Regions from separate parts of the Homo sapiens genome. Here region 1 is linked to region 2. A link is a loop called in an ENCODE intact Hi-C map of the cell type or tissue named here. Cell type or tissue: spleen. All regions are shown on one strand. Each heading gives the region's core, and the rest is flanking DNA. Links, peaks and the distances in the headings are about the cores only.

Region 1 (11,419 bases), core at 1,256-9,255, 130 kb after region 2:
GGCAGTAGAAATACCTAAAATATTTGTAGAAAACATAAAACTGGACTTCAGTGCTAACTAGTGAATCTGGACAGGGATGTTTTCCATTCCATCTGGCATAACCCCTTCCTGAGCCCATGGACATATCTGAAGCCTTCCTCCTCACAGTTCAGCCCAGGCCTTCCATGAACACATTTGCTTGTTCACATCTGTCTTTGTCTAACTCTTATAGCATTTCCTGCTTCTGTCATTTTCTGTTGGATACTTAACCTTTTATTAGGCTGTTGGTGTGTATTATTCTTTACAGCTAGATCTTAACCCATTGGATAGACATCATATTTTGTATTTTTCACACCGATCAGTTTTTAGCTGAAAGCTATTATATATAGGAGGCCCTTAAAATATATGTTAAATGAATAAGTATTTCACAACCCGTTTTTGAATATTTCCCTCTCTAGGTTTGAACTTGGCTCATCTTCCATAGCCCACATGGTAATGGGTACAACAAATCAATTCTCCACAAGAACACGGCTTGAAGAGGTAAAAAAAAAAAATCTATATATATATTTTTAAACATAAATGAAAATTAGCTAATTAATATGGGGTAGACAAAATACTTTGAGGGTGTGGTGAGTTAGAAATGGATTGTCATTTAGAAGTTATTTTTGGATGCTATGGTGTTGACAGCAGCATAAATCAGTTGCAATTAAACTAGTGAAAACTGTGCCTCTTCTCAGACACGTTAAGAGGTCTTAGCTCTGCCAGTAAAAACCTTAGGACTTGAAGAAAATTACTTGAGACAATTAGTCCTTGTTTAAGGATGTTAAAAGTGGGCACTGAGGTATAAATGACTGAAGTGGTCATCCAGCTGTTGCTAAAGAGGCAGGTCCGGAATCTAGGTTCTTTATAAACCATCCAAGTTCATGGTTCCCTGTCACTTATTATGTAACCATCTACCTTCAGAAAGAATTTCAGGCAGCTTTAAGATCCATGTATAAAAGAAATGTTAAAATGAAGGACAAAAAGATACATAATGGACAGGTGATAACCATGTGAGGGACTTATGGCTGAGGATAATTCTCGCAATTGTCCCCTGAATTTATCACAGACATTCCTGGAAGTCAAGGAAAAATGAGGAATCAGTATGAGTTATTCTCATTGTCTGGTAAAAGAGAACATGAAGCATACACATTTTCTACAAAAGCAGACTTTTCTTCAGTCCTAAACTCGAGGACTTTGATGTGTGGGCCATTGAGTTCTGTGGTGTCCCTTCTATAATAAGGTTTCCTATAGTAAAGTTGTGGAACAAATTTTACAAGGCTCTTAAACTGTGGTACATTTAGATAAAAGCTGAGAGGCTAATATTAATTTTTTTAGGAGTGGTTCCATTGTGTAGTCTGGTTACACTATTTTCTAGCTTGAGATGGGGAGAGAGCTTTGGAAATGAAAAAGAATGAAGGGTTGTTACAGTCTCGTAGCTTTTTTCCAGTTTTCAGTAGCCTCATCCAGGCTTGTAAAATTAACTTGCATATAATAATTCAAGCTTGAACTCCAGCGAGGTCTAGAGCAGAGATACTCTGTCTGATGACTGAAGAGATGTCCAAAGCCTTGACCAGAAAGGTAGTCATCTATAGACAAGATCTATAGCAACAAAGCATTTCATTCATTCACTTGTATTCTCATTAATTCATTCAAGACATATATGCCACACATGGTTTTAGGTTATGGGGCTGTAACAGTGAACAGACAGACAAAACCTTTGCTGTCACGGAGCTGAAATTTCTGCTGTGGGAATCAGACAATTACAGACAAATCAACCAATGTCAAGTAGTTACATGCTCTGAAGATGAATAAGGCAAGGAGAGTGATTGGGATAGAGGGTTGGTGCTGTTTTATAGGATGATTAGGAGACATTTGAGAAGATATCGAAGGAAATGCCAACATCTAGAGGAGTATTGTGTGCAGAGGAAATATCAGGTGCGAAGATCCTGAAGCAGGGCATGAAAAGTAAAGAGCCCGAGATGTTATCATAATGGAGAGCAAACTACGGACATATAAAATACGGGAGTCATCCTGAATCCTTTCTTCCCCAGACATCTAACTACGCAAGTCCTGCCGGTCTTCCCTCAGCACATGCACTGGATCTTGCGCACTTCTCTCTGCTCTTACCCCCATTCAATCCTTTCTCATCTCTTGCCTTGCCTATTGCAATAGTGTCCTAACTGGCCTCCCCCTTGCCACTTTGCCAATAGCAAAACATTTTCCACATTGAAGACTGCAAGTCAGCCCATAACTGACCCTGGCTTCTTGAAACCCTGCCTATTGTTCTTGCAGTAAATTCCAAATCCCTCCTTCCCATGTGTCCATGACCTTGAAGACCTGGCTTCTGAGGACCTCTCTGGTGCCAATTCCCACAGGCGCTCCTGGCTTACTCTCTCATAACACTGTAGCCACTCAGCCTCCTTCTGCTCCTGGGCTACCACATGTTTCTCCTGTCTTTAAGCCTCTGCACTTTTTATTCTCTCTGCCTGGCTTGCCCATTCCCCAACTTTTCACTAGAAAGGGGCATTTTATCTTTGAGAGGTCTCGGCTCAGATCACCTTCCCCAAAACCATGCTGTTCAATGCAGGCCACATCTCCTCAGTTACTAGCATACCCCTGGCATATTTTCTTCATAGCAGTTTATTTACAGTAATCATATTTACTGCTTGTATACCCCAAAAGACTGTAAGCTCCATGAGGGGAGGATGCTTGCCTGATTCACTGCTGCATCCTCAGTGTCTAGCACAGTAATTACAGCAGAGGGATGAATAAATATCAGAGTAAATATTGGTGAACAAATGGATGAGGTTAAGTCCCTGATACATGCTGGGTTTGGGGCTTTGCACTTTACCTGCATTATATAACTACATCCTTCACCACTGCTCTTCATTTTACAAATGAGGAGACTGGCTTCCATAGAAGTTAAATCATTTGCTCAAATCAAGTTAGTAGGATAAACCTGTTTTCCTATCCCTGTATTGTGCTACTTATTGCACAGAAATTGTTCTTAAAGAGCCAAGTCTGAATCAAATATTCAGTGGAGATGTTGCATTTCCAAGGCAGGTGAAGACAGAAGAGATGATTTTGGGTCAGGACAAGGGTAAGAGTAATGGTTAACAGCTGGCTTCGCTGTTGTAGAAGGTCTGTTTTTAGTGGAGCTATCATGATGAGCTCCTTTAGGATTAATGATTTGAACAATTAGTAAAATTATTGATGTGCTTTGTTGAGTAGTGCTCAGTGATTTTTAATCGACTGTGAATTAATCTTGCATTCTGAGAGCGTATGAAACAGTAGGTTGAGCTACAACTTAAAGTAGAGAGTGAAGTGTTTTCCAGGTTGCTACAGCAGGAGGCCATGCCTTCTGCTCATTGTAAAGTTGCACTGTATTGACATATAATTTTAAAACAACTCTGCATCATTTAAAATTGAATTCTGATCTTTCTAAAACCCATTCCTACTCCCCTCTTTATTCCCAAACTAATAATATGGTATTATGACATGGATTTCTAAGGAACTGGCTGTCTGGAATCTATGCTGAATAAATAATACATCATGGTCTACATTCGCTTCCTGAATACCAAATCAAAAATTGATGGATTAATGCTGTGAAAATTTATGGGAAAAGGATAATAACCCTTTAAGGTGAAACAGAATCGCACAATGGTCAATCTTGTGGCAAAGCCAGCCTATCTGTCATGTGAGCTCAAGGGGTGAATTAAGATACCCACAAATGAAACAAGAACAAACATATTTTTCAGGAGGTAGCCAAGAGTTTCTTATCTCTTTAAAATCATGGGGAACTTTATGTGGATTTTATCTTGAGACAACAATACATGAATTGTAGATTAGGATAAAAAAAATGGCAAGGTTTGGGTCTTACCGCCATAACTTGCTAAGAATCCCATTCCCCACAGTGTTTCTATAATAACATACAAGGCCAGGCCCATGGAGAAAGACAGCACTTACGTGGTGGAAACTGTTTTGCTTGGCAAAGAAAAGACTCTGCACATTCTGCTTTTTAGATATCATGTTTTTAAAAAACGAAGTTTGCATCTGTGAGAACAGAACAGAATAACACATTAAATAGACACAATTAAACCTTAATTATAAAATGGTAAACAGTGAAGTCTTTTAAAGTCTGGCAACTGAGAATAAACAAAAGAACTGCAGACAAAAAACAGAACTTGACATCATGAGGCATGAGCTCATTTCATACAGCTTATGTGTACATAATCCTATTCAGACAGCTGGGACTGCCTTCTATATAGAATTTTGACAAATGCTGGAATTTTGGCTTCAGTTTTAACTAAAGTTACATCTGATTAATGTGATAAAATTAATTTTTTAAAACCCACTTTTTCCTCACAAGGTAAAAGGATTCTTCAGCTCTTTGAAAGAAAATGGTTCTCAGCTCCGTTGTGTCCAACAGACAATTGAAACCATTGAAGAAAACATCGGTTGGATGGATAAGAATTTTGATAAAATCAGAGTGTGGCTGCAAAGTGAAAAGCTTGAACGTATGTAAAAATTCCTCCCTTGCCAGGTTCCTGTTATCTCTAATCACCAACATTTTGTTGAGTGTATTTTCAAACTAGAGATGGCTGTTTTGGCTCCAACTGGAGATACTTTTTTCCCTTCAACTCATTTTTTGACTATCCCTGTGAAAAGAATAGCTGTTAGTTTTTCATGAATGGGCTATCGCTACCATGTGTTTTGTTCATCACAGGTGTTGCCCTGCAACGTAAACCCAAGTGTTGGGTTCCCTGCCACAGAAGAATAAAGTACCTTATTCTTCTCATTTTATAGTTTATGCTTAAGCACCCGTGTCCAAAACCCTGTACCCCATGTTTATCATTCATAAACTGTTTCATCAGTCTCCTCGAAAGACTCTGAATAGTCGACTACTGAACAATGAACACCTGGATCTGAGACTAAGCCGGACGATGACTGGGTTAAAGCTCTCCCGGCTCACCCCTCCAGACCCGCTGCCCATCCCTCTTCCTTGCTCCATGCCCAGGGGCTGACTTGTAAAGGCCAAGTCATCAAGCTTTCTTGCCCTTTGGATGTTGGTCAGTGGGGAGCCGGAGAGCTGGAGCTGGGGTCGGAGGAGGTAGTAGGTGGAGGTGTTCTTCCCTGATTCCCTTGCGGGATGCCTCGGGCTGGCCTCCCCTGAGGGTCTTAGCTCCGAGAGGGGACCCTCTTTTCCACACAGCCTTCTCCACCTCTGGATTTTGGTAACTGCTCCCTCCTCATCCCTTCAGGATTAGTGGCCTCAGTGGGAGTCTGGCTTTTACTAGTCCTGGCGGACTTGTGGTTTCTACATAATGTGCTCGCACTTTTGCAAAAAATCTTTTTATAGAACCCTCCTCAGATAATTCTGAGTGAGTGTCATCTATTTCCCTGACTGGTACAGTATCTCTTCTGAAAAAGCAGAGTGCATTCAAGTCTGTAGGAAAACCCTTTTCTTAGGGAGGTGATTTTTTTTCTCTCTCTGCTTCTTATTTGGCCTACTTTACAATTTCTAACTAACTAGTTATTGGCATTTACTGACAGTAAATTATTGCAGTCACCAATAAATGATAGTACATTGTGAAACAAAATATTTGCTCATATTAGCAAATAGGACATTCTTTGGCTTTGAAGTCTTTCTTTCTTTTGTGAAGACTTCACACACGGTTGCTTCAGCACACAGTTGCTGCTCAGGTTTTATGTATAGATGATAATAATAGAAAGCACAGTTTACTAACATGGTAAACCAACGGAGTTCAAGTCAAGTCAGTTAATACCCTAAGAATTAGATTTTATTTCTTATTCTGAAAACTTGCTACACAGGGACTTATCTAACCCATAGTGTGCTCTGTTGCTGACTTGATTCAAGTTGCAGCGTGTTTTGCGCTGACTCTAAGGTGCGGAAATCCTCACACCTGGCAAAGGAGAATTCAAACTGAACTTTTTGAATATAAGGCAAAAACTTCAAGATAAGGGAATATGATTGATGATTGGTACGAAAAATGTCAAAATGTGTTCCCCTAATACACGACAAAATAGAGTGACTTCTGGACATAAATCTGCCATTTATTAAACCATTCACTACAACAAATAAATAGGTATAAAAGTGGAATTGGAATTTTTATACTTATTTGTTGTAGTGAATGGTTTAATAAAAATAGAAATCACTGGTAATTTCCACCCCAAACTAAACTATTTCCCTTCTTTTAAAAAAATACACAACCAAGATTTTAATGTAAAATATTTTGCTTTAATTGTATTTTATGCCTTGATTAATGAAACATGGAAATATTGATTTTCAGTTTTGGTCACCTGAGGAACCTATCTTTGTTTGCTTTTGGAAAAGCCCATTTTCTAAACAGATACAATATTGCCACAACAATGTGCAGAAACCTTTTTGATAATAAAAAATTGTTCTTTGCCTCTAAGTGGATATTTGCAATTATTTTCTCTCTCCTAACTAGACTGTAAAAAGGGCTGCTTTAGATCCTGTAGCTTACTCCAGTTATTAGTTATTAACAAACACCCAAGTCTCGAAGATATTTCTAATTAAAAAAGAAGGCATATTCAGAGTTCTTTTTAAATAAATGTTGTTTACTTTTATAGGCATCTTTAAACTTCTGGATTTTGGTATGCCATTTAAAAATACTTCCAGATACACATGGAAATTAGTAATACTGAAGCCGTATCCTTGCAAACACATCTGTCAGTGTCAAAGGTTTCAAGGTTTTTCTTAAAAAAAGAAAACAAAAAAGCAAACACCTATACTGCCCAAATGGGAGGATTAGATACATGGTTAGAAATCCCTCAGGAAAAGTGTTTTTTCTTTTCTTGTTGCTGCCTTAAAAATAGAATAATGACTATTTCTGATGGATAGAGACATAGCATTTTAAGCTGGTGGTGTGTAAAATCCCATAGGTATGTGCATGACTTTCAGAGAGTATTTGGGGGGGAGGTTAACAAGATGTGGTGCCATTTATAAGCAGTGTTATTGTTTTTGCTTGCCCCGCTGCCACAAGTCAGCTAAGTCATAACAAAAGCTTCAAACTGATGCTAAGGAAGGCCATGCCCTTTGGAAACAATAAATTCCCAATCTGTTTTATGTTATGTACCTGACATCTTTTCCTGCATTCTCTACCAGGAAATAAAGATGAAATTAAATATCAAAATTCTAATCGATGATATCAGTGCAATGTTCAGGAACTATTCATTAAGATATTAGAAAACCATTCAAAGTGGTAGGACATCAGAGCCTACTTCTTACATTGCTGTGGGAGAAATGCAGGTTTCAAATTTAATATATATATATAATTTTTTTAAAAGCAGAAGTTTCTTTTTATATTTGGTAAACTTAAGTTCCATAAAGCCAGACGCTATACAGTGCAAAGGCTAATGTGGCAATAGCTCTAAAGACACAGTTGCTGCTCAGGTTTTATGTATAGATAATAGAAAGCACAGTTTACTAACACAGTAAACCAACAGAGTTCAAGTCAGATGAGTACCCTAAGAATTAATTAGATTTTATTTCTTATGCTCGAAATTTGCTACACAAGGACTTATCTAACCTTTATTTTGCTCTGTTGCTGACTTGATTCAAGTCTCAGTGTGTTCTGTGCTGACTGTAAGATGCAGAAGTCCTCACACCTGGCAAAGAAGAGTTCAAACTGAAAAGGGGTTTGGTGCTTCCTGGTTTGTCCAGGTTACCTGTTATTAATTTATTATTAGCAGCCCAAGAGGAGATATGTGCCCAATGTACAATATCTTATGTTTGACTTATAAACATTATCCCAAAGCAACATCAAATACAGTTCAAAAGCCCAAGAGGAAAGGGGGTAATAAGAAATCAGAACACTGAAGAATGTTTAAAACATTGTTTTCTAAACACTAACAAAAAAAATTAAGGGCAAACTGAAAATACAAATGAGATTTACAGGCACTGTGTGTAGAATGTGCAAAAATTCACTTAGCTTTTCTTTTGTTTTTTTGGTGTTGCTTTAAGAAACTTTATCAAATATATTTCTTACAAATATAAAGCTTTCTCTCCCAATTGAAGGCAATTAAAAAAATTCAAAGTTTATCAATACTCAGTACACAGGTGAACCAGTCAAATTCATTTTCTTTCTGGAAAAGAATAACAAACCAATATTTAGGATGTTCAGAGACTCAACAAAAACCATTCTAGAAATCACCCAGAACAATTGTTTTCTGTTGCCAAAGCCTTTTGTTCTTCAAAAGTCACCATCCACCAGCTGAAGATTTTACATGCAGATACCTTAAAAATTTCAAATAAAAAATGCAGTGAATCATTTAATATGTAATTTTCTTGTTACAGACATAGTAAATATACCACTTAGCAAAAGCATTGTATAACAGACAGAAGGAATTTCCTATAAGTAAACATGAAAGTGGATTAATAGAATTTTTTTTAATTTTGGGAAAAATGTTAGAGCAGTTCTACCTAATATAGCTCCTTTTTTCCTAGGAAATAAACATGGATCATGGTGAGAGAGCTGAACCCGATTTAACCTATACTTTGATTTCTTTTAGGCTTTGGTCAGTAAGTGCTTGTATGCTTTTAAGGCTTACATTAAGCCCTCTCCTTTCTGAAGATTAAGATAAGGGCCCAGTTCTGAAGATCTCAGAAATCCCTTCAATCTGTCCAGTTTCTTCAGCAATTATAAATTAGAATCAAACACAGTACTTTACTTTCCAAAATAATGACAAATAAAAATGGCCAATCTTTTCCTTTGCCCTTGTTCCCAAAACCCTGTAATTTCCACCAGACTCTAAAGGGTACTTCTCCCCACCCCACCATGTATTGGTATTCTGGGGAATGCCAATGTCTTCAGGACATTTCGCTAAGTTGTAACATGCTAATTTTGCTTTGCCACAATAACCTGCAGTAATGAGCATTTGGATTTCAAAGATTCAACTAGCCTCAGATGGTCATTCTAAGTGCCTGGCCTAATATTTTTAAAAGCTTTTAATTATAAGATTAAGGTTTTTAAACATTTCAATAGCAAACTCATCCCATTTAGTGCTTTCAGAGAATGACCAATTACTCTGTAGATCTTGCAGTATGCATTTCATGCCAATACTGTAAAGTGAGCATGAATTACTCAAGAGGTGGACTTCACTTCTCTCATCTATAACACATAAATTGGCAGAAGATACAGTTGTCTTCATTTACAAATAAACACCCAACTTACCAGATACCTTAACTTGTATTTCTTTAGTCATCTTTTGGCTTGGAAGTTTCCTCTGTTGTCTAAAAGGGAAAGCAAAACCATCCGTGAGCTTTCTTTTCTGTATTAAGTATGAGGAGATGGCCTTCTCAGAATTAGGGGACAAAAGATGGCAGTCAGTGGGGAAAAATAAGATGGTCCTTTCAGTTTCTCTTCTTCATCTGGCCACAATATTGTGAGTTCTTCCTCCTCAAGCTTATAAGCTAAAAATAACCTTAAGTGATCCTGATCCTAAATGTATCACTCTCAGCTTTATTTTTTTAAGGCTAGGGTAGGTTATAAAATATGCATAGGTGTTCTTAAATGGCAATGTTTCATTCTGTGGTGATCCTTCCTTTCCTGTACATAGGGTCATGGCTGTCCAGTAAATCCACTCATCATAAAGGGTTATTATGCTTTCTATTATTTGTTAAAGGGCTGATTAAGTACTTCGTATAACTGAAATTAAATAATAGGCAAATAAGTATTTAAACTGAGATATAATGGCATAACTGCCAATTATCAATGCTGTTTCCTATATCCCTTAAGGGAATCTACTACAGGAAGATTTTAATATATTGTTTTAAAAGCTTTGGTGTAACTGGACTATTGTCTTTAAAGCTACACCTTTAACTCCTCCTTATAGCCAGGGGATCATAGTAATAATCATTTAAATCATATGTTCTTGGAATTGGAAGGGACCTAGAAGTTGTCTAATCCAATTTTCATTTCTCATCACAGCTTGAGTAATTTTAATAATAGGAAGTTTCCAACTTCCATGTTCTAAAATCTATATAAACCACATACTATGGTGGTATTTTAATTAGGGCAAGAAAGACAGGCAAAACACAGGCAAATTGGGTTGTGTCAAGAACATTCATTTAGGATTTTAAAGCACCAGTTACTTAAAAATATATGTATTTATACAAATTCAATTACTTTACCAAGCGATGCTATGGGATAGATAGTACTTTAAGAAATTTTATTCTAAATAGATTCCAGTAGGAAACTAAATGACTGAAATGATAAACCCTACTCTGTGTAACTGCTAAACTAATTTGTAGTATATTTACTGCTCCATTTACCTTTGCTGAATCCTTCGCTTTACCTCCATTCTTAGGTGCTTTGGAGCTGGAAGCAGCCTTCTTGCACTTATCCTAAAGCAAAGGAAATGTAATGAGGCTATGGCTATCACCAATCCATCTAGCAATTAACTAGGCTGCAGTTAAATTAATCCAGACCATTCTGAGATCTCCAATTTAATTAAATAATGGAAGACTTTGGGTGTTTTTTCATGATTTTTTTTGAACAACGGTGTCAGAGAATTGTTTAAAGCAGGAGGGAAAAAGGATAGAAATAAGGAGGGAAATGTGGGTGACATTGATGCTCTAATTCCCGTGGTGCCTGACTCACCCAGACCTTATTTTGCTAATCAAAACAGAGCTTGTCAATAGATAATAAATGTCGGCAAGGGTGTGGAGAAAAGGGAACCCTAGTACACTGTCAGTGGGGATGTAGATTGGTATGGGCTATGATGGAAAACAGTATATAGGTTCCTAAAGAAATTAAAAGTAGAACTACTGTATGACCCAGTAATCCCTCTTCTGGGTATATACCCAAAGGAGATGAAATTATCACCTTATAAAGATATCTGCACTCCCATATTCACTGCAACATTACTCACAATAGCCAAGATATGGAACAACCTAGTTGTTGATGAATGGATAAAGAAAATGTCATGTATATATACATAATGGAATATTATTCAGCCTTAAAAAACGATATCCTACTATTTGTCACAACATGGATGGACCTGGAAGACCTTATACTAGATGATATAAGCCAGACACAGAAAGAAAAGTGATTTCACTTATATGTAGAATATATATAAAAGAAAAAGCTCAAAAACACAGAGAATAAAACATGGCGACCATGGTAGGGAACAGGAGGAGGAAACAGAGATATAGGTCAAAGGATACAAAATAGCAGATATGCAGAATGAACAAGTGTAGAGAGTTAATGTATAACATGAGGACTAAGGTTAATAAAATTGTATTAGGGATTTTGTTAACTAAGTAGATTTTAGCTGCTTTTGTCACAAAAAGTAGTTGTGTGAGAATGATAGATATGTAAATCTGCTTCCCTACAGTAACCATTTTATTATT
Region 2 (11,419 bases), core at 2,284-10,283:
CTTGATGCTTTTTTATCACCAAGTTGAAGGCATTTTTTTCTTTTCTTTTCTTTTTTTTTTTTTTTTGAGGTGGAGTCTCACTGTCGCCCAAGCTGGAGTGCAGTGGCGCGATCTGGGCTCACTGCAGGCTCCGCCCCCCGGGGTTCACACCATTCTCCTGCCTCAGCCTCCCGAGTAGCTGGGACTACAGGCGCCCGCCACCGCGCCCGGCTAATTTTTTTGTATTTTTAGTAGAGACGGGGTTACACCGTGTTAGCCAGGATGGTCTCGATTTCCTGACCTCGTGATCCGCCCGCCTCAGCCTCCCAAAGTGCTGGGATTACAGGCGTGAGCCACCGCGCCCGGCCATTTTTTTCTTTTCTTTCTTTCTTTCTTTTTTTTTTTTTTTGAGACAGGGTCTTACTCTGTTGTTCAGGTTGGAGTGCAGTGGCGTGATCATGGCTCACTGTAGCCTCAGCCTCCTGCACAATCCTCTTGCCTCAGCCTCCTGAGCAGCTGTGATTATAGGCACATAGCACCATGCCCGGCTAATTTTTAAATTTTTTTGTAGAGATGGGCTCTCACTATGTTGACAAGGCTGGTCTCAAATTCCTGGGCTCAAGTGATCTTCTTACCCCTTGGCCTTACAGGCATGAGCTACGGCACTTGGCCTAGTTGAGAGCATTTTCTGAGGCCTGTCTGGGAGTCATCTGACTCTCTAGGCCTAGAGAGTCTTAATTTGGTACAATTCATTAGTGTCTAGTTATTTTATAATTTTTTAAAACTGTTAAGATGCAGTGACATGATTTTCTGTCCTTCTACAAAAGACACCACTATTTTGATTTTTATTATCTTGAGGACATTAACCAGTTTTTATTCTAAGTGGGCATATGACTTTTTAATCCCAAATGTCAACGGATCAATAAGAACTGTTATTGATGTCTCAGAAAAAACACAACACAGAGCATTGAGGAGGGAGCCAGAAATTTGCATTTGTCACAAAGTGACCATATGGTAGAGATTGTACTAGTCTCCATACCTCTTATTTAACTGTCAAAAGCTACCCTCTGAGATAGTTATTATCCTGATTTTTTTAAGCGGAAATAAATCTCAGAAAAGTTAAGTAACTTGCACAAGATGACATAATTTGCCATTTGCAGATGGGATTTAACCCTATGATTCTAATGCTTTGGCTACTTCCTCTATACTATATGTACTTAAATACCCCAAGTGACATTTGAATAATATAATAAAGATCAAATAATTATAATACATATTGTTTTCATTTTAGTGTATTTTGCTGAACAACTTTATAACAATTGGTAACAAACACATTGTAAGCTTCTTGAAGGTAGGCCACATGGTTGTTTTGTTCACCTCTTTATCCTTAGCTCCTACAGCAATACCTGGCTGGCATAAAGGAAATGTGCAACTAGTTACATTTCAAATCCACAAATGAATGAAGTAATCAATTAATCTATGTAAAGAAATTCTTCATTAAAATTCATACTAGCAATCTTGGAGTTTAGAAAAAACCAACAATATTTAATCACATATTTTTGATTGTGAGCATAAATAAGTTTACCTAGAATATTTTCATAGGTATATTCAACATGTTGAACACTTATATCTACTGTAGGTAGGTTACTGCAGGTTAAGATTATCTTTCTTGTAACTAGCATAAAGATGAAATAATAGTATTCTATTTTGTATAGGGCAGTAGGATGTTTACATTTTAGCTTCACTCATACAACCCATTGAAACAGAAACAAAAAGAAGAGAATAATAGATTTAAAAGGTTTTTTTTTAAGTTTTTTTTTTTCTAAAACTGATTTCAGGCTTGAATCCCAACAAGGAAAAAAAGTCCAAAAAGAAGAAAACTTGAATTACTTTTTTAAAAAGAAGAATTCAAGAAAGGATTTCAAAAAGCTCACAGATTTAGTTATAGCGAGAGAAGTTATGATACCATCTTATAATAATTTGGCACAGGAAAAGTTTTTTTTTTTTTTTTGAGACAGGGCCTTTCTCTGTTGCCCAGACTGCAGTGCAGTGAAGTGATCTTGGCTCACGGCAACTTCTGCTTCCCAGGTTCAAGCAATTCTCCCACCTCAGCCTCCGAAGTAGCTGGGATTACAAGCGTGCACCACCACACTTGGCTAATTTTTGCATTTTTAGTGCAGACAGGGCTTCACTATGTTGGCCAGGCTGGTCTTGAACTCCTGACCTCAGTGATTCACCCTCCTTGGCCTCCCAAAGTGCTGGGATTATAGGCGTGGGCCACTGCATCCAGCCAGCACCGGAATAATGGACACCATTACATTTCATGGTAGAGATTGTACTAGTCTCCATACATAGCACTTACAATGTGAGAGCATGAAACAGGGTTTGTAATGCCCAGCATGTTTTTTTTTCTATCCTCACTAAAAGGTTTTAGACCTAATGTCTTGCTTGATCAAAGACTTTTACATCAAAGAGAAAAGAACAAAGGGTAGGACAGAAGTCTACATCTACTTTAATTTTCCACTGGATTCCATCCACTGGGAGAAGAGTTCAGCAGCTTTCTGGATGCAAGGAGCATGGTTCAGGTCACAGGCCAGCTTCAAGAGAGCCGAGCGGAGCATCCTGTCCCAGACTGAGCCCTTGTCACTCCAGCTTTGCCTGTCAATCACTGGCTTAAAATACTGAAGAAGGTAACGCTGCAGAAAATATGAGATGGTTAACAGAGAGGCTAAATTTAGTCCTTAACACAGTTCTTGCCCATCTAAAGGGCTCAACTCTAAACTTTCTGCATCTTTCCCAATCTTTCCCCAAACAGTGTATCTTCGTATTTCTCTTATCTTTTTCTGGCTGTTACCCACCATACTTAGGAAACAGTTTTTGCATTTAAACATGGTTTAATTTCCTATCTGAAAGGGGAATATCAATGGATATAAAATAAAATCACCTTTAGTAGAGATGTTTTGCACATGATCCTGGTATCTAGCTCTTAGGATTGGCAATGGTAAAGAACAAGGGTCATTGACCATTACATGCTATCAGTCAGTCCCCCGAGCTGCTCCAGATTTAACCTCAAGGACTTCACACAAAACAAACTGAGCCTGACTGATACTCCAGACACTGTGTATTTACTTAATACATTTTCTAAAAGCAACACAAACCTTGAGGTTTTCAGAGATATCTGAAATATTCCTTCTGTCCATCATGTGGTAAAACGATTCCAAGTAACTCAGACCTTCGAGAAGTGCGGGGCTGCTTGTTTCATGTTGGAGGTAGTAAGTCATGTCAAGAGCTTTGTCTAGGGTCAGTCTCCCTGCACTGAAGTATAAAACAAATGTCAGTGGTTTGTGCATATCTTATAGTTTTTAATATTTTTAACATTAAAACAAATATGAAATAGAGAACAATAACAGAAGTAGGTCATTATAGCTGGGCCATTCAGTTTAAATCTTAGCTCTGCCACTGACTAGCTGAGTAATCTTGGACAAATTACCAAACCTCTCTGGACCTATTGCCTTCTTTATACAATGGGGATAATAATACTATCTTCCTCATAGGCTTGTTGTGAGGATTAATGACCTAATATTTTAAAAAGCATTTAGAATAATGTCTACCACATAGCAAAAGGTTAATAAATGAAATAAATATTAGCCAATATTAACATTTAGTACCAAATAATATCAAACTTTTTACACATGATTTCATTCTCTAATTGCTTCATGTGTGGGTTTGACTTGTTTCTCCAAGTACATTGGGAACTTTGAGGACAGGTGCCATGTCTTGTTTTTCTTTGATGTTTGTCCTTAATCCTATCAGAGAAGCGGTAATCATTGTGAATAGGACAAAACAAGTATTTTCATCTTTTAGATTCTAAAGTTACATGCCTTCTCTACGTTTTCTTCTAGTGAGAAGAATAAATAACAGGTTTATTATTCTAAGTACAAAATGCTGGGGCATCTTCTGTAGAGGAAACGAACGATTATAACCTCACTATTGGAAAGTGCTCCTCAGGTGTGTTTCTGGGAGGCTATGTTGCACACAGAGTCTATAAGCCATTCTTGTGAACACCCAACTCCCAGAATAACACAATCGTGTGATGTGGAAACTGATTCCAGAACAAAGGGTGTCTCCTCTGGGCTTATCATTAACATAGTGCTCTACCTCTTCTGGGCTTATACATGTTTTAAATTCCTGTCTAAAAAGAGGGAACAGAGACCAGAAGGAAATGAAAAAGAACCAACTTTTGTTGTCCCTTTAATCTTCTCAATCACGATGACTTGCTGCTTTAAAACAGACTTATGGAAATTTTTTTCAAAAATTTCACCTGAAGACGGAAGGCTGGACCATATACTCCATGATTCTGTGGTCTGCCATATATATATATTTTTTTTTTTTGAGACAGAGTTTTGCTCTTGTCACCCAGGCTGGAGTACAATGGCATAATCTCAGCTCACTGCAACCTCTGCCTCCTGGGTTCAAGCAATTCTCCTGCCTCAGCCTCCTGAGTAGCTGGGATTATAGCCATGTGCCACCATGCCCAGCTAATTTTTTGTAGTATTAGTAGAGACGGGATTTCACCATGTTGGCCAGGCTGGTCTTGAACTCCTGACCTCAGGTGATCCACCCGCCTCGGCCTCCCAAAATGCTGGGATTACAGGCATGAGCCACCTGGCCCGGCTAGTCTGCCGTATTAAAAAAAAAAAAATCCACAAAATGTTGCTACTCCTTCCCACCTGTGTGAGCAGCACAATACCTGGCACAGTTGATACCTTAGCATCAGCAATAGGCAGAAATGATATTCCAGGGCCACAATTTTAAGAAGAATATTTGACATATTAAAACTACTTTATATTAAGCCAGTTTTTCTTTCCAGCCCAGCCTAATTGATTTCTTACTAAAATCAATGCCATTATTAAAAATACTTACTTTTATAGTTGCCTATTTCTTTTAATTTTAATATTTATTCATAAGGGACTCCTTTTCTTTTTATATAGTTACTGAGTTGTTTAATTAAAAAATCTAAGTCCTCATTACTAACCCTATGCTTCAAAAAATGCATAGAATGTTATCTGAATGTTTGTTTAGCTTAAAGAATAAAACATATATAAACATAAACCTTAGCTCAACAGTAAAAGTCCACACCTACTTACTTGTATATGATTTCAGCTAGATTGTACCTTTGAGAAATAACATCATATTCTTGAAGCACCAATTTGGGTTTTCTGTTTTGTTTTGTTTTGTTTTGTTTTTGAGATGGAGTTTCACTCCTGTTGCCCAGGCTGGAGTGCAATGGCACAATCTTGGCTCACTGCAACCTCTGCCTCCCGGGTTCAAGCGATTCTCCTGCCTCAGCCTCCCAAGTAGCTGGGAAGGCACACACCACCATGCCCAGCTAATTTTTATAATTTTAGTAGAGACGGGGTTTCAACATGTTGGCCAGGCTGGTCTTGAACTCCTGACCTCAGGTGATCCACCCGCCTTGGCCTCACGAAGTACTGGGATTACAGGCGTGAGCCACTGCGCCCAATGTGGGGTTTTCTCTTTAAGGTGTGGGACTAAAAGAAACAAATATAGCTTTTTCTATAGGCAAATTGAAGTTGTCATTTCAATTCCACTCAACTTATCCAAGACCCCTGTCTTTAAATTACATTTAAAATGTATGAAAACCGAACTAAAATAAATATCAATTCTTGCATCAAATTCTCTCTCCATTCTGGGTGCAGTGGCTCACACCTGTAATCCCAGCAATTGGGGAAGCCGAGGCAGGAGGATTGCTTGAGCCCAGAAGTTTGAGACCAGCCTGGACAACATAGGCAGACGCCATCTCTGCCAAAAAATTTAAAAATTGGTTGGGCATGGTGGTGTGTGCCTGTAGTCCCAGCTACTCAGGAGGCTGAGGTGGGAGGATCGCTTGAGCCCAGGAGGTTGAGGCTGCAGTGAGCCATGATCGCACCACTGCACTGCAGCCTGAGTAAAGCCCTTGAAGAAGAAGAGCAAAGCCCTTGAAGAAGAAGAAGAGGAAGAAGTAGAAGAGGAAGAGGAAGAGGAGGAGGAGAAGGAAGAGGAGGAGGAGGGGGAGGAAGAAAAAAAAAAGAGACAGTGTCGTGTCGTGGTTAAGAGAATGGCTCTGGAGACAGCCCTTGGATGACAATGTCTTGTCCACTAAAGAACTAAATAGTATCACCTCTTGTAAAGATTGATTTACACTGGGTGTGGTGGCTCATGCCTGTAAACTGAGCAATTTGCGAGGCTGAGCAGAAGTGCTTGAGGCCAGGAATTCAATATCAGCCTGTACAATATAGGGAGACCCTGTCTCTACAAAAAAAAAAAAAAATTAAAAAGAAAAAAAAATTATCTCTCCAAACTAAATGTGATCACTATTGGTTCCTTTGATTCTTTTTTGTTTGTTTGTTTTTTGAGACAGAGTATTATTCGGTCACCCAGGCTGGAGTTCAGTGGCGTGATCTTCTGGGTTCAAGCGATTCATGTGCCTCAGCCACCCAAGTAGCTGGGATTACAGGCGTACACCACCACACTGGGCTAATTTTTTTATTTTTAGTAGAGATGGGGTTTCACTATGTTGCCCAGGCTGATCTCAAACTCCTGGCTTCAAGTGATCTGCCTGCTTCAGCCTCCCAAAATGGTAGGGTTACAGGCATGAGCCACTGTGCCGGGCCTCCTTTAATTCTTAAATTGAAGTTTCATAAAGCAGGGAGGAAAGTGGTTTATAGTATTGAGAAAGAACAGCAAGTAAAAATTATTTATTTTTATCTATTATGAGAGCTTTAAATTGTTTTCTTATACAATTACTTTTGTTATAAATGTAATATAAGTAAATATAAACAAATTTCAGAACAACTAGAAATTAGACTCATAATTACAAAACAACCAGAAATTAGAGAAGGCTCATAATTTCAATACCCTACACACTCAACAATAGCATTTTGAAATAATTCCTTCAGGTTTTTGTTTCCCCTTCGCACTTATTTTTTTCATTTGTAGTTGCAAACAAACATAATAATACACAGACTTACATTCTGCCTTTTTCTCAACTTCACATTATTTGAAGTGTACTTTTCTATGTTGTCATCTCCTCCTCCTATTCATGTCATGACATTTCAAATAATTTGTATTAGATAATACTAATAATGTTAACAGCTGACATTTATTGAGTAAGTACTGCACTTACTGCTTTATCTTCATTACCTATGCAATCCTCCAAACCTTGTATATCGGATATTATTAGTAATAAAGTTTTAAAGACTGGAAAATTTAGGCTTAAAAAGGTTAAAAAAACAAAACTTGTCCAAGCTCAAAAAATTAGTAAGTGAAGAGGTAATACCTGAAATCTTCTTGAAATTTTCATATAAAATTTGTATTCTTAACTTCATTAATCTGTCTACTTAGTGAAGAAAAGATGATTAGTTTTCCACCAATGCATCAATAACTGCAAATTTCCTCCTACTAAATTTAGACAATCTAAGTGGATAGGCTAGAAACAGCAAAAAAGATTTCACAACTACCTAAAAGATTAATTTGCTGAATTGTCAATATTCTCCATTTTTTCCAAGTCTTGCATTGTTAATCTATCTTCTCTTCAATCTACTCAGAGCTTCTCCTTTGAGCAGGCAAACCTCCTTCAACTAGCAATAGCTTGCTTCTTAGCTCACCTTTCATGCATTCACTCATATGTAGGATGGTGTTTTTCCTAATTTTGGCCTCCAATGAGCTATGCCTCCAAGATGTTCCTGAGACCCACGGGACTGAGGATTAAGCCTCACTTCCTCTTTTCTTTCTAACTAGAGGATTTTAGTGTACCGAGAAACTTTGTCTCAGAGATGTCCTGCTGGTCACTTTCACTCAATTTGACCTAAATAAGCTCCTGAAAGAAAATTATATGTCACATTGAGTAAAGTGAGTGCATCACAGTAATTCTCAGAATAGGGAAAGCTTGCAATGCACAATATACTTCCTGGTCCTCAATTCCCTCCAGCCATTGGTGATCTTGTGACCTGATTCATTCCACACATTATTCTGTTCATGATACATAGAAAAAGAAAGAAAACACTTTGTCCTTCCAGGAAAGTCTAGAGAGGAATGAATGCAAACAGCCATTTATTACTTCATTTCCCTACAAACGTCATACTAATTTCTCCAGTGTAAGTAATGAATAGATTTCATAACAACCCATTTAAAATTATAAAAGTTAAGACTATATTTGTACTTTTCCTTAAGAGATTACACCGGTATTTGGTGTAGCAGCTAATAACATAAATACATTTTAAATGTGGGGTCGAAAGCTCAAATACTTAGAGAGTCCACACTAAGTGAATGAAACAGGCCATTTGGGACTTTGGTGCTTGGGAGAAAGTAGGCCTGGCCTAAAGAGAGTTTGGCCCACTGCACTCTCCTTTATAGCTATCCTGTGGCCCACAGGATAAAGACCCACAGTTGCCAAATATCATTTTTAAGAGATTCCAGAGGTCAGGATTTTTAGGTAAAGTTCTCCACATTTTAAAATATTGGATTACAATTATAAACACTGTGTGGGTCAAAATACGTTATTAGTGGGTAGTCTTTGGCCTAGTGATCACTGTTTGAATTCCATTCAAATCCATATTAAATCAATGACCAATGTTGAACATTCAATATTGAAGTCTAGCATATCTGGTTACGAATCAGTTATTTTGCATGAAGTCAGAGGAAATGTTGCCTTACCCAACTAGCTGAAACACATCATGAATCAGACCTACTCTGTCCTTAGGTCTGAGAAGTGTGTGGTTCTGATTCAGCTGTGTAATGAGTTGGTCCCATCCATGACCCTCATAGTGAACGATGTAGTAACCATTTGAGTCCACATTAAATTTCACCCAACTGGTCTTTTCAGGTAGATCCAGAGTATCTAAGAGGATAAGATTGGCATAGGCATTTTATTATCAACAAACTTATTCAGAACATCTCCAGAACTGTTATTTTTAATCAAATTACTTATAAATCAATGGGAAGATGAAGTTTGGGGAGAGTCATAATGATATTCATTTTCGTAGTTCACTGGATGATTTCTTTTGGAAAGATGGTCTTATTAAATTAATAAATAAGTTAATTCATAGGAATAAGACTGCTGAATTTGTTCTAAAAAATTGTCTATGCAGGTCTAAGAGACATGCAAGGAAGGGCCCAGTGAGCCAGATGACTAGCATGACGGGAATTTGGCTTAATTTGATGATGTCCTTGTCTCAAGGTTTAGTCACTAGTCATTGAAATATGTATGTGTAAATAGGTGATCCATTTGTTCATTTTAGTAAAGAAGGACTCCAGGTTAAGCATGACTTTGTGACGGAAAACCTCTCAAATTTTATTAAAGTGTTTAGAAGAAAATTAAAATTATACTATGTATTTTTAATGTGGCATATATTATACTAGAGGGTAAAATTACATTATAATATTCTCTCAACAACTCTGTGAGGTTTAGTCTTTATTCAACATAAGATGAAAAAATTGAAGCTCAGGATGAGTGTGTACATTTTCTTAAGGTCACACATCTAATAAGTGAGAGAGTGAGGACTTGAATCCAGAAGCAATCAATTTTAAAGTATGTGCTTTTTTCCACTGAACATTTTTTGCCTTATCCATAACCTGTAAAAATAGATTAGTGGGTATTATAAGACATAAGATAGATTTCTGTTATTTCTTGATGTAAATAATCTGTCTCTAAATGATAAAAGCGCAAGAGAACTTCCCACTGAATGAAAAATCCAGATTTTCTTACTAAAAGAGTTATTTTAGTAACATATGGATAAATGACAACTTCCCTCAAATATAAATCTTTTATTGTTAGATTTACTTATTGTATCGTTCCTTCAAATAGCTCAACACATGTTTAATTTCCACATTGAAATACCTGTTTGGCTAATTAGTTCATTACCTGTCTTTGATTTTAGAATGTGTCTGTGGATCACATTAGAAGAACTCGTGGAGTAGGTCAATGGGATATGCCACAGGTACCTATGACAGAGAGTAAAGATAGTTACAGACCAAAAGAATGCTGCTGTGATTTTTCACATTGTCAGACTCAGACAGACTGTAAAAGGCACCTAAGTACCCATCATCCTTCATACTACCCACAAGTGGTCTTATAAATTTTATAGGCTAAGACTAGCATATCCTTAAGTATGCAAAAAATTATTCCATGATAATTATAAAGGAGCAGCCATATCTACCTAGTTGAACTCTGCCACAAATACTTGTGTCATTTGCTGTCCTAATCTCATACCATAACAATTTCTGCTGTTTGTATGGGAAAGAAAATCCAATATTCCTTTCACATTTTCAAAAACTGCCAGCCTGATGCTGATTCAAATAACTAAACCAAGAACTGAAGTTCTCAAGGCTGATGGAATCACTAAGAATGGTGCTCCTGAACAAAGAAGTCCGGGTTATATGAAGCTCTTTAAATCTTATCAAGTCTACTTTAGGCCTTTGATTCTTATATGGAACTAGCATCCTACAAAGTTGCCAGATGAGCTGAGAGAAAGCTAAGGAAATAACGAGGAAACTGAGATGAGGTAAGCTAGACCTAAAGAAGAAAAGCAGCCACCTCTCCTGCAGGGCCCTCCATTCAGGGTCTTCCTGGAAAACCCCCTGGAGGAAGCGCTCCTGTTGCAGTCGGAGTGAACACCCGTCTTGTTTAACCACCAGCAGGGGGATTCCTTTCTGGAGAGTCCATGTAGTCATCATCTCTTTGACCTCTGCATTTTCCCCCAGAAAGGCGAGCTGAAATGACAGGTGACTATGATAACTCAAGAGAGAGGAGACAATCCAAAGACAGAGGGACAGAAACTTCCATCTCCTTGGATGCCAGAAACAAGGCTTGGGGAACAGAAGACTCGGACTGGTATCTCAGGGAAGGGTAATCCAGGCAACTGGATTAGGGATGGCTATCCCAGGGCTGCTCTCTGCAAATTACTTGAATTGAGGGATATATACAGGATATAGTAGGGTGAATACATGGCAGGAAAAGCCAGTGAAAAGGAGGTTGAGACTGGAGTCTCTTTCCTGACCCCTTTCAAAAACAAGCAAACAAACAAAATCAAACAAACAAACAAACAAAACCCTCAAATAACAGTAGAATCCAGGAGGGGTGGTTTACGAGGGAAATATCTGTCTTTAGGGAAGCTTTAAATATTTCAACAGAACAATTTAATATCAATAGAGGTGTAGTGAATGGAGAACAAAACCTCTGGCTGCTGCACTGCTAGTATGGGTTTCTGATCACTGGATGATGCTGAACCTTCCTTTAGAAAACACAATTTAGGGCCAGGCGCCGTGGATCATGCCTGTAATCCCAGCATTTTGGGAGGCCAAGGTGGGCGAATTGCCTGAGGTCAGTCTGGCCTACATGGTGAAACCCCATCTCTACTGAAAATACAAAAAAATTAGCCGG

What was found. Hi-C counts contacts between places; a loop is a spot of excess contacts. Peaks named below come from ENCODE experiments on the same cell type or tissue, not always from the same donor. Only the 100,000 strongest peaks of a DNase experiment are listed, where the experiment ranks them.
Region 1: a loop joins it to region 2, with 2.5 times the contacts of the local background. A loop is called at or near these places in 3 of 110 quality-filtered maps.

The regions. Positions count from the first base shown.
Region 1 is chr5:96,769,523-96,780,941 of GRCh38, reverse strand. It overlaps CAST (calpastatin), which reads right to left. Exons shown (of 32, transcript NM_001750.7): 30 at 10,340-10,411; 31 at 9,240-9,298; 32 at 6,259-8,302. The coding sequence ends at 9,263. ERAP1 (endoplasmic reticulum aminopeptidase 1) reads left to right here. Exons shown (of 19, transcript NM_001040458.3): 18 at 438-519; 19 at 4,391-6,458. The coding sequence ends at 4,546. Among named protein-coding and RNA genes, the nearest start is that of ERAP1, 33 kb to the left of the region's middle. RefSeq lists an enhancer at 1-570. In spleen, for the core only: no CTCF peak of the experiment used is centred there; no DNase peak of the experiment used is centred there; H3K27ac peaks cover 697 bases.
Region 2 is chr5:96,900,836-96,912,254 of GRCh38, reverse strand. It overlaps ERAP2 (endoplasmic reticulum aminopeptidase 2), which reads right to left. Exons shown (of 19, transcript NM_022350.5): 11 at 10,574-10,749; 12 at 9,902-9,981; 13 at 8,695-8,878; 14 at 3,138-3,294; 15 at 2,491-2,675. It also overlaps a transcript of ERAP1 not described here. Among named protein-coding and RNA genes, the nearest start is that of LNPEP, 30 kb to the left of the region's middle. In spleen, for the core only: no CTCF peak of the experiment used is centred there; no DNase peak of the experiment used is centred there; H3K27ac peaks cover 655 bases.